2 separate regions of the Homo sapiens genome follow, and region 1 is linked to region 2. Evidence: read pairs that join two places in POLR2A ChIA-PET (ENCODE). Cell type or tissue: GM12878. All regions are shown on one strand. Links, peaks and the distances in the headings refer to the core of each region. The heading gives the core; the rest is flanking DNA. Region 1 overlaps PRUNE2 (prune homolog 2 with BCH domain). Region 2 overlaps PRUNE2 (prune homolog 2 with BCH domain).

Region 1 (5,390 bases), core at 230-5,229, 110 kb after region 2:
ACACCTGTAATCTTAGCACTTTGGGAGTCTGAGGAGGGTGGATAGCTTGAGTCCAGGAGTTCAAGACCAGCCTGGGCAACATGGTGAGCCCCCCGCCACCCCATCTCTATGAAAAAAACACAAAAATTAGCCGGGTGTGGTAGCATGCACCTGTAGTCCTAGCTACTCAAGAGATTAAAGTGGTAGGATTGCTTGAGCCTGGGAGGCGGAAATTGCAGTGAGCCGAGATCGCACCACTGCACTCAAGCCTGGTTGACAGAGTGAGACGCTGTCTCAAAAAAGAAGAAGAAAAAAAAAAGATGAAGAAGTATGGAAACACTCACATTCTATAAGATGACAAGGACATTCTCTCTTCTAGTGGAATTGAGCATTGACCACTTTCCAAGTAAACACGGTAACACTTCCATGGTGTGACAGAGGCAATAGAATGAAAAGTGAATGGGCTTTAGAGACTTAGATTTGAACCTTCTCTCCTACCTCTCAATGTCTCTGAGACTTCAAGTCATCTATTAAAATGATTAATTAATTAAAATATTCTGAGTCTCAGCTTCAGCATCTGTAAAGTAAGGAAGTAAGTTGCACTTCCTGGAATGGTTCTGAGGGTTGAATGCAAACAGGGTACACAAAGCACTTGCAAAGCCTCCCAGCACAGAGTTCGCAATCCAGAATCTTATTTATTGTTACACCTGTTGCTTTTAGAGACTCTCCATCATATGGGAAAGTTCAAATGAGAAGTTAAGTATACCTAGGACATTTTTCATTCAACTGCACACATCAGTTTTCAAGGGCTCCATTTGGGAAAAGTTACTTCAGGAGGAAGGGTTCTAGTTGGAAAAATTTTTTTCTGGAGAAAGAAATTTACCACCATTCATGTGCTGCCCACATGTCCATGTGTTCTGTTTTCTGTAATTCATCTCCTTGGGATGTCCTTTCTGCCATTTCTGTTACTGACCTTCATCACCTCAATTTCATGTTTTGCAAATTTCAAATGGATACGAGCCATGGCTCCTTTTTATCACTGAATAACATTCAAAGGATCTAATCTCAGCCACTCCCACAACCAGTCCTCAGCTGAGATGGAGCCTGTCATCAAAGGGCTTAAATGAAAGAAAAACTTGCCCAACCTAGAACCAAATTTATAATCATTGGTTACAGTTGATTCTCATTATTTGTGGCAGTTATGTTCTATAAAGTCACTGCAAACACTTAATTAGTGAATACTGAAATAGTGTTCCAAGGGAAAATACAGGATGTTCAGTTCCTGCAAGCATCTGGTCACAATGTTTTCATCAATCAATCAATATATAACCTTTTTTTATGTGTGTTTCTGTTTAAATGAACCTTACTTAGTATACATTGTTGATTTATGAACATTGAACTCATGGCCAACAGTATTGTAACTTGTGCATAAACAAAGCTTATCTAATACACATATTTTCTTCATAAGGCACATCACAGCTTTCCTGCACTTGGGAATACTAGTATTCCCAATACAGTATTTCAGCCCTATGCTTGGAAGCCAATTTGAACAGCAAAATCACCAAGGAAAAATACAAAAATGAGCGGAAAAAAAGGCACTAAAAAGGTTGTGAAAAGGACACTTGTTTACAGTATGAAACAAGAAGACAGAGCCTCACACATTGCCAGGTGGCAACATGAATGTTGGGCAACTCAAATTTTTCTCCACTCTGCACATGTCCACAAGTGACCCAAAAAGTACTTTGTATTGATTTTGTGTTTATAAATACATGCTAGTGAAGAGGCAAATTTACAAATATAGAATCTGCAAATAATGAGGTTTGACTGCATATATTTATAAATTATAAACATTGATTGTTTTCTAATGAAAATAAGATTTCCCCCAAATGTCAATTTTATTATTACCATCATACATCACCTAATGACAGAGACATGTTCTGAGAAGTGCGTCTTTAGATGTTTTCATCATTGTGTAGACATCATAGTGAACTTATACAAACCACCCCGATGGTAGAGACCACTACACCACCTAGGCTATCTGCTATAACCTGTTGCTCCTAGGCTACACACCTGTACAGCATGTTACTGTACTGAATACTGCAGGCAGCTATAACACCATGGTAAGTATTTGTGTATGTACACGTAGAAAAGATACTGTCAAATTATGGTATTCTAATTTAGGGGACCACTACCATATATGTGGTCCATCACTGACCCAAATGATGTTACATGGTGCATGACTGTATCTGGATAGGCATTTTCTCTCATGATTTGACTGTCATTTAAATCATTTACTTGTCATTTTTCCCATCTGTTTGCTCATTTTCCTTATGGCACTCGTTTTTTATCTTGTAAGGTACGATGAAGAGAGATCTTATAAGAGAAGTGTGAGGTAAAATCTCCTGATCTCCTATTCATGCTGGACCCTGTGTGTGTACACCAGTGTTTTACTTGTGGGTGACCTCAACAAGCTACCAGAGCAAGAGGTCACTGTATCAGTCTTTTGTATGCCATTTTCAGTCTTTGTCCTGTGTGTAAAGCTGTTGAGGTCAACCTAATTTGCAACTGAAACCTACTAAACCAGATACATCCCTGACTTGGCCCAGGCTGCAAGCTAACTTGAACTGTACCCACCAGACTGACGTGGATGTTTTCAGCTTTATTCAGCCAGCATGTTTCTGATCCCTTTGCAACTTATGTCTACATTTTATGAAGGAATTTGCAAAGTAAATGTACATAAACACTGAATGGGAGGCAATGACAACATATTTAATGGAAGGAGTACGTCTCAGGGCTCCAGAAGACAGTTTCGAAAAGCACATATGCACCACTTTCATTTGGCCCTGCTTTGCTGAGTGACTGTCTCATGCTGTGCTTGCTTCTCTTTTGTTTCTTTTCCACACCAATAATTTTTGCTCCTGCAGACTGGATGAAGAACTGAGGGAAGCATCAGAGGCAGCTAAGTAAGACTTGGTTTTCGTTTAGCGGCTGGCATGATGTTGGCTTGCATTTCAGAACTGAATTGGGAAAATCTGCATGCCTGGTGTTTTATTCCTGCTTCCTGATAATAATGCACTTTAGAAATTCTCTTTCTCCTATGATAGATGTAATCTCTATTATTCTTACTACAATCTATTTTTCCCCATGATCTTGCTTATACTGAGGAATGTATTTGTCACTGTTGTTGTTGTTTTTTAATGTACACGCAATTCTAGGCACCACAACAAAAGAGCACATCACAGGCACTGCCACATATAGTGTGACATCGAGATGATCATTAGGTATTGAGGCAACAGAACCTCACTAATTCATACCAGTGGGGAGGAATAATAACACATCGAGATTTGGAAGATTTTTGTAGAATCAATTTCACGGCCTTCTATGAATTAAAACAACAACTTACTTAATGACTTTGGAAATATTGCTTAACTAACAGCCTTTGAGCTATTTTGATGAATAGAAAAACAAAAGTCATTGCCCACTATTGCTAAAGTATGAATCTCAAAAAGGCAAAATTACAACTCTCATGCAAATATAAAATGAACACATGCCAATGATTTTATTCAACTAATTATTTAATGCAGGAACCACTAAGGTGTTAAAGCCAGTTCAAAGAACATTTGAGCAGCTAGATATCTATAGGCAATTTATAGAAGAATATTTGGATAAGATTGTTGGGTTAGATACAAAACTGGTTAATAAACAACAGGGCAATAAACTGTAATATTGAGGTTGTCTTTTCCACTGGACAGAAATTATTTGCATCTCTGCTGGACAGAAACTACAAGTTAACCTCTGCCCCTATTGAGCTGTAAAATAGCCCAACCAATAGAAAGTCAGACCCCTGTAATCCCAGCACTTTGGGAGGCCGAGATGGGTGGATCACGAGGTCAGGAGATCGAGACCATCCTGGCCAACATGGTGAAACCCCGTCTCTACTAAAAATACAAAAATTAGCTGGGCATGGTGGTGCACGCCTATAGTCCGAGCTACTCGGGAGGCTGAGGAAGGAGAATCGTTTGAACCTGGGAGGCGGAGATTGCAGTGAGCCGAGATCATGCCACTGCACTCCAGCCTGGGGACAGAGCGAGACTCCATCTCAAAAAAAAAAAAAAATCCAGTCATTCTCTTTTCTCGTTTCCAAGTTACAAAGAAATTTTCTGATAATACATGTTAGATATAACCAAGTACTATTTGAAAAGTTTGCTGAATTAAGCACATTAAGTTTCTTCCCTATTTTAAATGTTGCTTATGCTGTTAATTTTTAAAACCAGCTCCCATTTTAATAGACATTGCAAAAGCAGAAGGCCTGGACAATGTCCTAACAGCTATAAATTCTGAATAAATAAAATCTAACTAATAGACATTTTCTGCATAGTTGTAAATGCCAATTCCTCATTAAAACAATCCATTTAGACATTTTTCCCCTATGGTACATTTTTATTATAATAACCTATAGGATTATTTGCTTGTAGTGTGCCAATCTTTTGTGTTAAAAATTAAAGGATAGGTTTTTGCTTTAGAAAGTTTAGCATTAGTGGAGTTTACTGTTACAATATTCCAGTCTTCTCATTTTCTTTCAAGATAACTGACACCCAATTAGATAATGAAACTCAAAACTGTGTAATTTTTTATTCTAAAAAATCTTCTTAGTCTTGATCCCAACTGTCACAAACAAGAAGTTGTGGAAGTAAGGAAAATACTAGTAATCAAGGAACTGAGTGTTGGTGTAACATCCCTTTAGCATTTACCTGCACTCAAATTGCTTTGTATCATGAGATTTCCTAGAGAGAGAGAACGCTCAGTGAGAGTTCTCTTTCAGATTTTTTCAGTTTTCTTTCAGATTTATTTTTTCAGGATGATAACATATTTATGAAATTAAAGCGCTATTTTGAAGACAAAAGATGGGGGAAAGAACATCAATAATTTTTCAGACAAACCTGTCATAAAGTCATATTGTCATGTTTCTTTCATTATTACCATGAAATCTTGCTTCTTTTAATAGATTTTTTTCCTCTATATTTATACTCTTTCTGCTTAGCTGCCACAGTAAAATGATTATTGTTTTTGGGTAGTTTTGTAGCTTTCTCTTTTTTCTCTCACATCCACTATTTTGTTCTCTTCCTTACCCCTACCTACCCTCTCCCAATGTGTCTAAATGGCTCAGAGGGTCCTGAGACATTTTGATCTCCCTCCTAAAGGAAGCACTATGCTCGTGCCTGGTACATAGTAGATGCTCAGTAAATTTATGCTGCATAAATTAATGAATTTGCATAACATTCAGTTCATTGCTGTTGAGCAGTGGGTTCTCAAACTTTATTGTGCATTGCAATGACCTGGAGCACATGGTAAAACACGAAATCCCATGTCTCACCCCCAAAGTTTCTGATTCAGCAGCTCTAGAGTGGAGC
Region 2 (5,390 bases), core at 208-5,207:
CTCTGCCAGGTACAGGATTATGTAATCCTCCTGATTCCCTTAAAATAGTTTATTATTTAACATTTTTACGTTTAGATCTCTAATTCATCTGAAATTTAATTCTAGCATTCTTTCTTCAGATGTATACCAATTATGTTGTTAACATTTTATTAGTCAAAACAGCCAGATTGGTGAATTTGAAACACCAACCTGTCATATATGTTGTGGGTGAGCCACGACTATCTGGGCCAGTGGCATGGGAGTACAAGAATTTACCAAGACAGCTGTAGGTAGAGAAAGGCAGATTTAGTAGAGAACGTAGGAAAATGTGTTGCAAGGAGGCAACAGGCAAATAAGCTTGCGGGAAGCTGACTGCAAGGAGACAAAGGCTTGCTGGAGATTTTATAGGATTGTTCTCAGCCTGATGGATAACACCAAGGTAGGGGGAGCTAACTTGCATTCTTCTGTCAGCTGAGGTGTTTTGATAAATGGAGGCGTTTGATGGTAAGCAGGAAGTTTGTGAGGTATGTGAGTTACCTTCGCAGGAGGGCCATATGTCCTGGCCCATAAAGAAAAGCAGACCTATAGCTTTTCTGCTTCTTCTTTTTGTTTGTATGTTCTGGACCATGAAGAAAGGCTGATTCCTAGCTTATTTGCTTTATCTCTTTGCTTTCCCCTGGTCCCACCAGCCTGACTCCTTTTCCCTAATTAGGACTCCACAGTATATTAAATTCCTAGATATGCTTTCTGGGCTCTGTATTCTGTTTCATGAATCTATCAGTTGATACTGTTAGTTGCCATCTATTCCATGACACATGTCTTTGGGTTATGGCAAATATATCTTGATAACTTCAAGAGGGATGCCAACTACAATAATTTGGTTAGAGAAAAATCACATAAAGAAAAACAGTTGTCTTGAGATAGTTGAGAACTAATTCTGTCAGTGTATTTAAATTAAAAACTCAGCTGATGGGGAAATGAGTACTACTTACACCACAGTGCATTTATAGGCCATATTTGTATATGATTAGCAAATGTATTATACTTAATGGAATTTTTGGGTTCCTACACATAGATTATTTTAAAATTTTTGTGAGTGTATTCTTCACCCTTAAATCTTGACAAGAAATCAGCTTTGAAATCTTAATGTGGCCCTATCTCTAGGAAAGAGTTCATTTGATGTGGGGTTCAAGCATCACTAATTTAAATAAGTGTAGGAGAAATCAATATGTAAGAGTGTCTAGGAGAAACCATCTCAATAGTGAGATGTGAATTTGTGATTATTTAAAAAACAAAATTAGTTTTCTAACTTTTAGAAACATATAACTTCAATCAGCCAACAGATGCCTGATAACTAGAGGAATTTTGGTTATCTACCTCGATCACTAGCTAAGAGGGAATTCTAATTAAATATTAAAATTTATGTTTTAATTATAAAAATGTTTAATTAAATATAAAGGGTTCTTATTCTTAAGCAAGGAAAACATTTGTCTTGCATTATTTGAGAACCAATAGATGTTTTTTCATTGAGAAAGCAAATGCAAATTTCAAACAATCCACCATTTGTATTAATTAGTAGAGTTCATATTAATACAATTTTATTTTAATGCCTTTTGGCTCTCTTTGAATTGACTCGTGTTGGGGCTCAGCCAGATGACCCTTCAATGCCTAAATCTTTTTTTTTTTTTTTTTTGAAACGGAGTTTTGCTCTGTCACCCAGGCTGGAGTGCAGAGGCACGATCTCAGCTCACTGCAAGCTCCACCTCCCGGGTTCACGCCATTCTCCTGCCTCAGCCTCCCAAGTAGCTGGGACTACAGGCACCCACCACCATGCCTGGCCAATTTATTGTATTTTTAGTAGAGATGGGGTTTCACCATGCTATCCAGGATGGTCTCGATCTCCTGACCTCGTGATCCGCCTGCCTCGGCCTCCCAAAGTGCTGGGATTACAGGCGTGAGCCACCGTGCCCGGTCTTCAATGCCTAATTCTAAATTAACCTCCACATATAATTAGAAATGATCCCTGCTCTTTTTCACTGAGCACTGGATATTTGATAGTTAACTTTGTTTTTTTTTTTGAAACAGAGTATCATACTGTCGCCCAGGTCAGCTCGCTGCAACCTCCACCTCCCAGGTTCACCCAATTCTCCTGCCTCACCCTCCCGAGTAGCTGGGATTACAGGTGTACACCACCACATCCGGCTAATTTTTTGTATTTTTATTAGAGACGGGGTTTCACTATGTTGGCCAGACTGGTCTCAAACTCCTGACCTCGTGATCTGCCTGCCTTGGCCTCCCAAAGAGCTGGGATTACAGGCATGAGCCACCGCGCCTGGTGGATAGTTAACATTTTATTGAGAATTAATCCAGGTCTGTAGTCCCCCATCTACAATTTTGAAATCTAAAGAGTTCCGAAAACTCTAGGGCTTTTGAAACTCTGACAGCAAACTCTGATGTGATATTTATGGCCTTTATCCCTCTTTATATATTTTGATGCATATATATTTGTGTGCTTTAGGGGAGCTGCCCTAGGCTTCACTTGGGTTGATTCATAGTATACATTATAAGCACCATTTTACCTTTCTCAAATTAAAAAAAAAAAAATTCAGTAACAAACTATATCCCTGGTTCCAGGGATTTCTGGTAAGCGATTATATAGACTTATATTTGGGAAAGGCTCAGTGGTGCTTGCCAACCCCATTCTTTTTGTTATCATCATTCATGATAGCATTAAAGACTATTAATAGTGTCATTTATTGAGTACTTCCTGTGTTTATAGGCATGGCTCTAAACCGAGAGCTTGAGGCTGTCACTTTTCACATCGAGCCACATCACTACTTAATGACAGAGCTGCATGGGCTACAGCTGGTATCCAAACCAGGAATTCTACTCCTGCACTCTAGCATTTATTTTTACATCTACTATATATTTGTCCATGAGATTTTTCTCTTCCTCCTTAGTATCCTGTTTTACTTCTGCAGTTTGGTGTTCTTTGTGGAAAATGGGATAAGAATAGTGGAATATACGAGGTAATCCATGCGTAATGTAGTTTGGTTGAGGCCCTTAAGCTCTTAGCTCCCTCCCCGTGTCAGTTTTCTTATAAAATTGGATTCCAACACCAGCTCTGCCCACTTCACAGGGTGATTATGAGGCTGTGATAAGATAATAATATATTTCAAAGTCTTTCAAAGGGCTTTGAAAGGTTAATGTGCTCTATGACACATGCTACCTTTGACTTCATCCCTCTAAAAATCTTCCTAAAGCAAAGTAATTTCAATTCTAAAACATGAGAAGTATCAAATAATTCTTTTGTGCTTAATGTTCAGACTTCTAAACAGAGGTTACCTAGAGTTGGTTACTCAGAAGAAGAAGGAAGATGATGAAAGCCATGATGTCTCTGAGCATACACTGAAATGCATCCCTCAACTCTCATGACTTTTTAGGAACCCGCCATCTTCAGAGAGTGTCAGTGAGCCTGCAGACCTGCAGTGGTTAAATCAATAGTTAATGATGTTCATCATGTAATTTGAGCCTCTAGTTTGTTTATGCTAGACCAACTTTATCCATACTCCAAACAAATTATCTCTTATAATTACCAGCCCGAAGATAAATCTCTAAATGTTTTTCTGATGATAGTGCTATGGTTGGCAGGTGTTAAAAGTGCCTCCCAGGGACAAAGATTGAAGACGAGCTTGTTCCCACAAATCCTCGAGGCGAGGATGTTGAGCTTTCTATCCTGCCATGTGCAAAGGAGCCTTGTATGGTGCCCTGCTAATGAAATCTAATAGGCAAAGGTCGTACATCTTTACAAAGAAAAATGCAAAGTTGGTTGTGTGATAAATGGGCTCCATGGGGCTCAGTGGACGCGATTTAGTGAAAAAACCCGTGTTTAAACAGTCAGCTCGGTTGCTCGCTAATGTTTACGCCTTAAATATCCCCTCACAGTGATTCTCCTTACCTGGTAGAATGATTAAATACAAAAATAAGCATTTTGTATGTTTTTAGTGCTCTAAACCAAAGTGATTGGTCATCTAATGTTAATATTAACATTAACCACCAGAAAAAAAACACTTTGAAACATTTAAAACACAGCTGTAGGTATTTAAATAAGTCGTTGTTTAAAAAACTACCTAATTTAAATGTGCTATTAAAGTCTCTTAAAAGAAGAAGTCTTAGGCTCTGTATGTTTTAATCACTGCTTTCAGAATACTAAATAATGCATGCAAATATGCAAGGTTTTATCCAAAAAATTGTTCTGCTTAGAAATGCAAAAATAAGTTAAATCTGGAATTATAAAGAGTTAAATAAATCAGATATTGTTGAATTGAATCACTGCTGGTTTTAGGAGAAGTTACCAGTTCATTTGCTGTAGTTGTACTGCTGAGCCAAGAGACAGTTCAATAAATCAACTCAAGCTTGATGGATTCTTCAATTCATTGAAATGAGTGCATGGAAGAGAAAAGAAATCTCTTAGTATTCCCTCTTTGACAAAAGGGTATGCAAAGAGCCTGAATGGATGAATGGTTGATTAATTTTGCCAGAAATTTTCTTGACAGCAGGAAATATGTTTTTGCATTACTCTGTTTGCCTGGGATTTATTTGGTAGAATATGAATTCTTGCATGTAAATTTGTACCTGAGGCTATGTTGCTAAAGTAGATAGCTCCTGGTACAGTTTCTGAATACGGGACCTGTAATATTTTTGTATGGTCATGCACTCCACACCTATATGTGCTGCCCTGCAGCGGTGTCTATAAATTTCTGCTGTCACTGATGTTAGCAGAACAGTCGAGCACTGCCAGTGATTCAATATTGAGCTTGGTTTGAATGCTCATCTGTGCTTGTCTCAAGAAAGGATGGGGCTGGAGGCAAGCAACTGCCAGAGCTTCATAATTCCTTGACTCATCAACCTGGCAGCTTACTAATAAATAGACTCTAACCTGTAAATAAGGAAGAGAAGGTACAAGGTAGCCTCTTGTGCTTTCTATACAGCAAGGCTACAATTGAGCACATTTCTTAGTTTTATCTCATCAAGAAGGAATACAGCTACACACGAAAAGAACTTGGCTGCTGTTGATGACAGCAGAACTGTGTGCGAACAGAAATGGGGTAGCCTCTCCATTTACCATCTTATACTGTCCCATAAAGAAGGATGCTGCACCACATAGAGTGGCCCCACCTTTCCCGGGTCAGTGTGGAGGGTAGGAAGGCTTGTGGTTCTCAAAACCTGTATGAGGCAATAGATAATACAATAATTGCTTCCATTTAGACCTCTTCTGCTGCCATGTTCAGGTACTGGAATACTAGGAAGCCCAAGAATGAAGTCATGTACAAAGAAGTGCTTTATTTTCTCCCTACTCGCCGGTCTGAATGTTTGTGTTGCCCCAAACTTCATATGTTAAAATCCAAATC

Evidence for each region. Peaks named below come from ENCODE experiments on the same cell type or tissue, not always from the same donor. Only the 100,000 strongest peaks of a DNase experiment are listed, where the experiment ranks them.
Region 1: POLR2A ChIA-PET joins it to region 2 with 6 read pairs; 2 of 35 experiments call an interaction of 5 or more read pairs at or near these places.

What each region holds. Positions count from the first base shown.
Region 1 is chr9:76,622,004-76,627,393 of GRCh38, reverse strand. It overlaps PRUNE2 (prune homolog 2 with BCH domain), which reads left to right. Exons shown (of 19, transcript NM_015225.3): 17 at 2,904-2,942. The region is part of intron 5 of LOC105376095 (a long non-coding RNA gene); the gene reads right to left. Among named protein-coding and RNA genes, the nearest start is that of PCA3, 140 kb to the left of the region's middle. In GM12878, for the core only: no CTCF peak of the experiment used is centred there; a DNase peak (open chromatin) is centred at 2,563; H3K4me3 peaks cover 426 bases; H3K27ac peaks cover 256 bases.
Region 2 is chr9:76,736,731-76,742,120 of GRCh38, reverse strand. All of the region lies in intron 6 of PRUNE2 (prune homolog 2 with BCH domain), which reads left to right. Among named protein-coding and RNA genes, the nearest start is that of PCA3, 25 kb to the left of the region's middle. In GM12878, for the core only: no CTCF peak of the experiment used is centred there; no DNase peak of the experiment used is centred there.